2 separate regions of the Mus musculus genome follow, and region 1 is linked to region 2. Evidence: chromatin contacts called from ENCODE Hi-C or POLR2A ChIA-PET data. All regions are on one chromosome and are shown on one strand. The core of a region is the stretch at or near the end of the contact, and the rest is flanking DNA. Distances in the headings are between cores, read along the strand shown. Region 1 holds the start of Rpf1 (ribosome production factor 1 homolog). Region 2 holds the start of Ssx2ip (synovial sarcoma, X 2 interacting protein).

Region 1 (3,301 bases), core at 768-3,267, 120 kb after region 2:
CTCTCCTTTTTAAGTTTTTTCTTAGCTGCCAACTTTTCCTTTGAGATAAAAGCAAACAATATTGAGAAACCAGTAGTTATTTCATAAACTCATACTGAAACTACAAGTCAGCTCTGAGAAATTACTATAACCTTTTAAAATAAGCACATGAAACTTTTTAAAGGTCTGCTTAGATAGCCCAGGCTTGCTTCTGACTGACCATCCTCCTGCCTCAGACTCCTTAGTGTTTTAGATTACAGGTGCATACTCCCACTCACAACTAGACTTATCGATTTTTCTTTAATAGCTAAAATATTGAACTACAAATGGGCAGGCTAATCAAGAAGATTCATTTGACAAAGAGCTTGCTCTTTGTTTTGCTTCCATCAAATCAACATTAAGTCTGAACATTTAAACTTTCAGTAACTTTAATTTTTTACTATAATACTTCCAATTAATTAAACGTATGAATGAACAAGTACATTTTCCCCTAGTGGATGCGTTCTAAAGATTATGGGTATAATGGTTACTTCTCTTGAAAAGCACTGAAAATAGACAGAAATGGGAGATGAGTTCTCAGGACATTTCCAATAAGGTCACCACTAGTTATTCTTATAGGTTATAACCAAAACTACCTATTAAGGTCAATAGGAAGTTGCAAACATGTTCAGTTGTTACTTAGTATACACTATAATCTCCTGAATCTAGACAAAATGTCTGACACATTCTGTAGTGCCTACTGATCTTCAGTCCAAAAAAAAAAGGCTTTTAGGACATTCCTCCCTCAAAATTGCAAATCAAGCCCGGCGGTGGTGACGCACGCCTTTAATCCCAGCACTTGGGAGGCAAAGGCAGGCAGATTTCTGAGTTCGAGGTCTGGTCTACAAAGTGAGTTCCAGGACAGCCAGGGCTACACAGAGAAACCCTGTCTTGAAAAAAACAAAAAAACAAAAACCAAAAAACCTCCACAACTGACTGTTCTTCCACAAGTCCTCAGTTCATTCCCAGCAACCACATGGTGGCTCACAAACATCTGTAATGGGATCTGATGCCCTCTTCTGGTGTGTCTGAAGACAGCTACAGTGCACTCATATAAATAAATCTTTAAAAAATAAATAAATAAATAAAAAGAACTCCAGTAGCGACCTAGCACTTACGAAAAGATCCAGCCAAGGTCCTCCAGTAAGAGAACACAAATATAAAATCATGTGTTAGTTGCTGTGTATGCTGTAATAGGGAATTTTTAAAATTGTAATTTAGACACAAATGAGCCTCATGATCCTGGGCAAGGCTTACTTACAAGTCTGTCTAGTTTTCAGTGCGAGCACAAGGCGGAAGAGAGCAAACACAGCTATGACAGACACTTCACAGTGCTGAAACTTCACCAATGGTTCCTTGAAAGAGTCTGGGGCCACGTTTAGGACCTGGAGTTTACCACCAACGCTAGGCAGGCGGGATGCGCAAAGGCAGGGGGCGGACCCTCTGCCATCTCCGGCCAGAGGCTGGATCGTCGGTTCCAAATCCCTCGGCTTCCCAGAGAGTGCAACCCACGGAGCAGGCAAGGGCCGGATTCCCCTACGCCAAGCTCATCCGGCAAAAGGCTGACGCTGGGGACCCCGTAGCCAAGCGAGGGGCTGGGGGCGCGCCTCCGGCCCCGCCCCTTCAACCCCGCGCGCCCCCGGCCCCGCCCCTTCAACCCCGCGCGCGCACGTCGCCCCCCCCCCAGCCCCGCGCGCTCCCGGCCCCGCCCCTGCGCTCGTGCCCCGCCAACCCCGCGCGCGTACCTTCCGCTGCTGCTGTTTCCACCGCGTGAACATCAAGTGTCGCCGCTGCTTGTTCTTAATCTCCGAGATACTGAAGCCCGGGGGGAAGGCGGCCGCTTTCGCGGGCTGCACCCCGCTCTCCGCCGTCCCATCGCTCGCGGCCGCAGCCTCTTGAGGCTCTTCAGCGGCAGCTTTCCTCTTCAAGCCTCGCTTGCCGCCACCAACACTTTTCTCGCCGGCCTTCGCCATGTTGTTTACGGCTGTACGGAAACGGAAGTGCTCTCTGTCTTTGACCCGGGTCATACGGTTTTACTTCCGGGGCCGCCAAGTTCCGGAACTAGCGCTTTGCTTTATGGATTAGCTATGTAAGAAAGTGCCAAGGCTGGACGCTGGTGGTGGCGCACGCCTTTAATCCCAGCACTAGGGAGGCAGAGACGGGCGGATTTCTGAGTTCGAGGCCAGCCTGGTCTACAGCCTGAGATCCAGGACAGCCAGGGCTACACAGAGAAACCCTGTCTCGAACTCCCCTCCCCCCAAGAAAGAAAGAAAGTGTCAAAATTCAGAGTTCGTTCCCGACTGTACATTATTTCTAATAGAACAATTTCTAAACAGAACAAGATTAAAAAGAGAGCAAAGAAGCATCACACTTCCAACGTTCTCACTGGTCTCAGACTTAATGCTTATGCAGCAATGCAGGAAAATCCTTTCATCTGAGATAAACTGATAACGCCTACCAGACAATGGAAACGGCCAGCTGCGAGGCCCCTTAGCAGCAGCAAACTAGTCTACCACTCAAACACCACAGACACCAGAAGTCAGACGAAAATTTAGGAGAGAAGAAGAGGCTTGAAGTTGAATAGATTCTGTGAGGGTTTTGTAAAGACGCTGTGTTTTGTGTAAGATGTAGTCCTCTTGGTGGATTTTGAGGGAGAAAATGATCAGGCATTTTGCTTTATTTTTAAGGCGCTACGGCCCTGACTCAGGCTTTGTAGATGCTAAGTGAGTGGTTGTCATAAAGCTGAATTTACAGTCTCCTTGATTTACACATAAAAAACAATACTCATAATAATTATTTAAGGGGACTGGGAAGATGGCTCAGTGATTAAGAGTACTGACTGATCTTCCAGAGATCCTGAGCTTAATTCCCAGCATCCACATGGTGGCTCACAACCATCTGTAATGGGATCTGATGCTTTCTTCTGGTGTATCTGAAGACAGCTACAATGTATTCATATACATTAAATAATTCTTTTTTTTTTTTTTTTTTTTTTTTTTTTGGTTTTTCAAGACAGGGTTTCTCTGTGTAGCTCTGGCTGTCCTGGCACTCACTTTGTAGACCAGGCTGGCCTCGGACTCAGAAATCCGCCTGCCTCTGCCTCCCGAGTGCTGGGATTAAAGGCGTGCGCCACCACGCCCGGCTACATTAAATAATTCTTAAAAGTTATTTATTATTATTTAAGAAGAAACTAAGGGAAGATGGGTGGAGTGAGAAATGTTAATGAATTGAACAAAGGTAGTATTCGCACAGCTCTCACCTTAGAGAAAAATGAGACAGTTTA
Region 2 (3,306 bases), core at 120-2,619:
ATAGAATATGTACATTATTATACAAACAAGCCTTATGCCCACAGCAGCCATTGAACATTCATGGAGGCCCGTGCCCTGCTCTCTCTGTTCCAGGGGTGGGACCATACCATGCTGTCCCTTGCACGGCCAAGCCGGACTCAGCATTTAAAGAATAAATGCCACGTTAAGATGTTTCTTGAGAGAGGAAAAGGAGTGTTTTGGAGAGTGGACAAGGGAACTTTCAGAACACCCCCTCGGATGCAGAGGGAGCAACCTCACCCCACTAATGGTCTAACTTCGAGAGTAAGACAGTCATTGGCAGTAATTTCTCACTGGCACTGTGCTCCAAAGCGCCTTTGTAATGATGTATCCTTGCTACCTGTATTTAGCATCCAATCTCCTTCAAATCCATTGTTCATTTCTGCACTCTGATCTTCTACCTAGCACTGTGGGCATGTGTAGTCCTTGTTCCTCTCTGTCTTGTTCTTCTGTGGCAGTGGTGTATTTCTTGTGTTCCTTTTACGATGTTTTGTTCTCACAGGAGCCACTTAACCCCAAACCTCTTTTTTTTTTTCCTCTTGAGTAAACAGCTTGCTAGAACCCCACCACCCTACCCTTTACTAAGGTTTCTCCATTTTCCTTTCCCAGGGGAACTTTAGGTGAAAATAGTAGGGAGAGGCAAGTGGATTTGGCCAATTGCCACTGTCCTACATTTTCTTGGCACTCATGGAGAGGGCCTAGGGAGTTTTTCATCAAGGTCTAGTTCACAAGTACCTTTTCTTAGTTTCCCTTTCCAGCTGTCTCCTCCCTAGGTCCCTTCCTTTGCCTTAGTTTGTTTTATTCACTACTTGAGCTTCTCTCATAACGCCCAGGCTAGCCTCAAGCTGCCAATGACCTTGTACTTCAATTCTGCCGGATCACAGACCCTCACATGCGTTCTGTGCAGTCCTGAGGAATGAACTCGGGGTTTCACGCGCACTACCCTGGCCCTGGTTTTACACGGATTTCTGTGCATTGGCGCATTGATTCCAGAGGCCACTACCTTCCTTCTCCAGGGCCTGACCTAATTCTGGAATGCCCCGGTGTCTCTCCGTTCTGGGGAGCGCACCTGGTTCTCCAGAGAGCATTGGGGTTCAGGGGTGGCCTCAGAGGCCCGGCTCTAAAGCGGCTAGGACCCTCCTCTTGTCCCCGTGGAGAGCTGGGGGCGGGGAGCAGCGGCCGGGTGACCCCGGGTGTAACAGGTGCGGTAGCCGCAGCTGCGCGGGGGAGAGCGGCTTGGCGTCTGCTGGGGGTTGTCGGAGGCTAGTCCTCGCTGGACCAATGCGGGCCGCGGTTGTTCGTCGCCTGGCAACCGGCGGAGCCAATGGGCGGCGCCAGCGCGGGGCGGGGTGGGATGGGCGCCCGCCGAGGAAAGCGGCGAGAGGCGGGCCGGGCGGACCGGGCGGGCTGGAGGCTGCGCGGAGCCGCTGCGTGCCGCCGCGGGTGCGGGCCCGCGGGCTGCGGGAGGCGTGAGCCGCTCCCGGAGCCGTGACGGTGAGCGGCGGGATTGTGACGCGCAGGCGGGGAGGAGGGCACCGGGCTGGACGTGGACGCAGGCACCGGGGCCGACTCTGGGCGGGCTCGTCGCGGCCGTTGCAGCGGTTGGAGAGCGTTGCTGCCCGCCGCCTGCAGCGGAAAGTGCGAGGTAGGTGCTGGGGGGGCCCCGCGCCCTTTCGGGATGCGGCGCGGGCGCGCGCGGGGTCCCTTTGGCCCGACCGCGCGGGCTTGGCGAGTCCTCCGAGGCTGCCGCAGGACTTAGCGAGTGAGGTCTGCCGCTGCTGCAGGGGTAGGTGGCTCATAGTGGTCCAGCCCCACGTTTAGGGGAAGAACTTACATCATCGCAGGGGCAGGCTTGTTTGAGAAATTATTTGGCCCCGGATTTTCCAGTGGTGTAGAGTGCGTAAATGGTGAGCTCTGTCCGGGTCAGCACATATTTCTCCTGGTGCAGATTGCTGGGTTATGCAAGTCACCTGGGCCCAGGAAATAAAACTTGCCCAATAATTCCCCATCAGCACCAGTAGAGGAATCTTTACATTAATACCCACAGTTCAGGCTCCTTAGTCCTGCGTGTCAGATTCATAACCAGCCACGCCGATGCAGTTGTGAGAGCCGGGAGTTTCTTCTAGAATCCAGGCTGGATGAAAGGTGGAGCCCAAGGATGAGAGCCTTCTGGATTTGATATTTGCTTCAATTCAGTTTAGAGTCCAGGCCTGGAGTTAGCTGAAAATAGTGCTACCATGGAGCCCGCAAGGTTCCGGAGGAAAACCTTTCTAGTCCCAAATTTGATCTTGAACGGAAAGGTCTGTATATGACGTGACACATTTACGAGGCTGGATAAAATTCAAAACCGTCGATCCAGCTAGCAAAACTTAAGCCATCCAATCTCCTTACTCCCCAAGAGCCTGTGGGCCCACGAAGCTTAGAGTGTTCATTCAAACTAAACAAGAAAAGCTGTGCTCCCAGTCGACACTTTGTCCTGCCCGGTGTGCACAGAAGTTCCTCGTACAAAGTGGCTCTCTGAGAGGATTAGGAATGGATAGAATTCAAACCGGGGCGTTTTCTTTGGTAACTGTTGGGGCCCCTACAGCCTGTCATTTTACACCCTTCCTTTCCTTCTTGTTCTCCATCTGTACAGGGAAGATAATAGGTCCAGGGATTAAGTAACAGGGCCACAGCAGCTTGGAGATAACTGCTGGGGCCGGGCCACTCCAGGATGAAATGTGAAACTCGATCCATGACACACTTGAGCCTTGTGACAAGACTTGTTAAGTCCACAGCATCCTAGGCTTGCTCAGGCAGGTGTACGCACCATGGAAAAGTTAACTGTTCATGTTAGCCCAGAAGGCCTCCAACCCAGCCCAGTCAAATTATGTACTTGGGCTCTCTTAAAATGGGAAAACTGGACAAACCAGCTTGTCGGCCCAAACCGGTTAGGATACAGATTTTGTGAAAGTGCCCTCACTTAGCATTCAGCTAGAGAGAGGGGGGGGAGAGAGCGCCTAGAAAACACTTTTCCACAGGGACTTGAATCATGTTTACATTGGAGCAGTAAGCCCCCCCCCCTCCCACACACACACACTGCTCCTGTCTTTATCCCAGCTCCCTGGGAGGCTAAGGTAGGGGATACGCGTGAGTTTAGGAGTCCCAGACAAAGTAGAACAACATACAGATCTTCATAAAAAACAAACACCTTTCATTCTGAACGACCTCACACGTTCCTTGGGGAACCAGACCAAGCCGGGCCATGCACATGCAAGGCTAGGGTTCTGTTGCTGAGCAGTGAAACCC

What was found. Hi-C counts contacts between places; a loop is a spot of excess contacts on that map. ChIA-PET counts read pairs that join two places held with the same protein, here RNA polymerase II (POLR2A).
Region 1: a loop to region 2 is called in a map of heart, with 4 times the contacts of the local background. The contact joins the promoter of Rpf1 here to the promoter of Ssx2ip in region 2. A Hi-C loop is called at or near these places in 5 of 37 maps with a recorded cell type or tissue (gastrocnemius, heart and v-Abl transformed pro-B cells). POLR2A ChIA-PET finds 5 or more read pairs at or near these places in 2 of 5 experiments (Patski and embryonic stem cell).

Annotation. Positions count from the first base shown.
Region 1 is chr3:146,519,406-146,522,706 of GRCm38, forward strand. It overlaps Rpf1 (ribosome production factor 1 homolog), which reads right to left and starts at 2,018. Exons shown (of 9, transcript NM_027371.3): 1 at 1,764-2,018; 2 at 1-38. The coding sequence starts at 1,991.
Region 2 is chr3:146,403,273-146,406,578 of GRCm38, forward strand. It overlaps Ssx2ip (synovial sarcoma, X 2 interacting protein), which reads left to right and starts at 1,370. Exons shown (of 14, transcript NM_001355661.1): 1 at 1,370-1,663.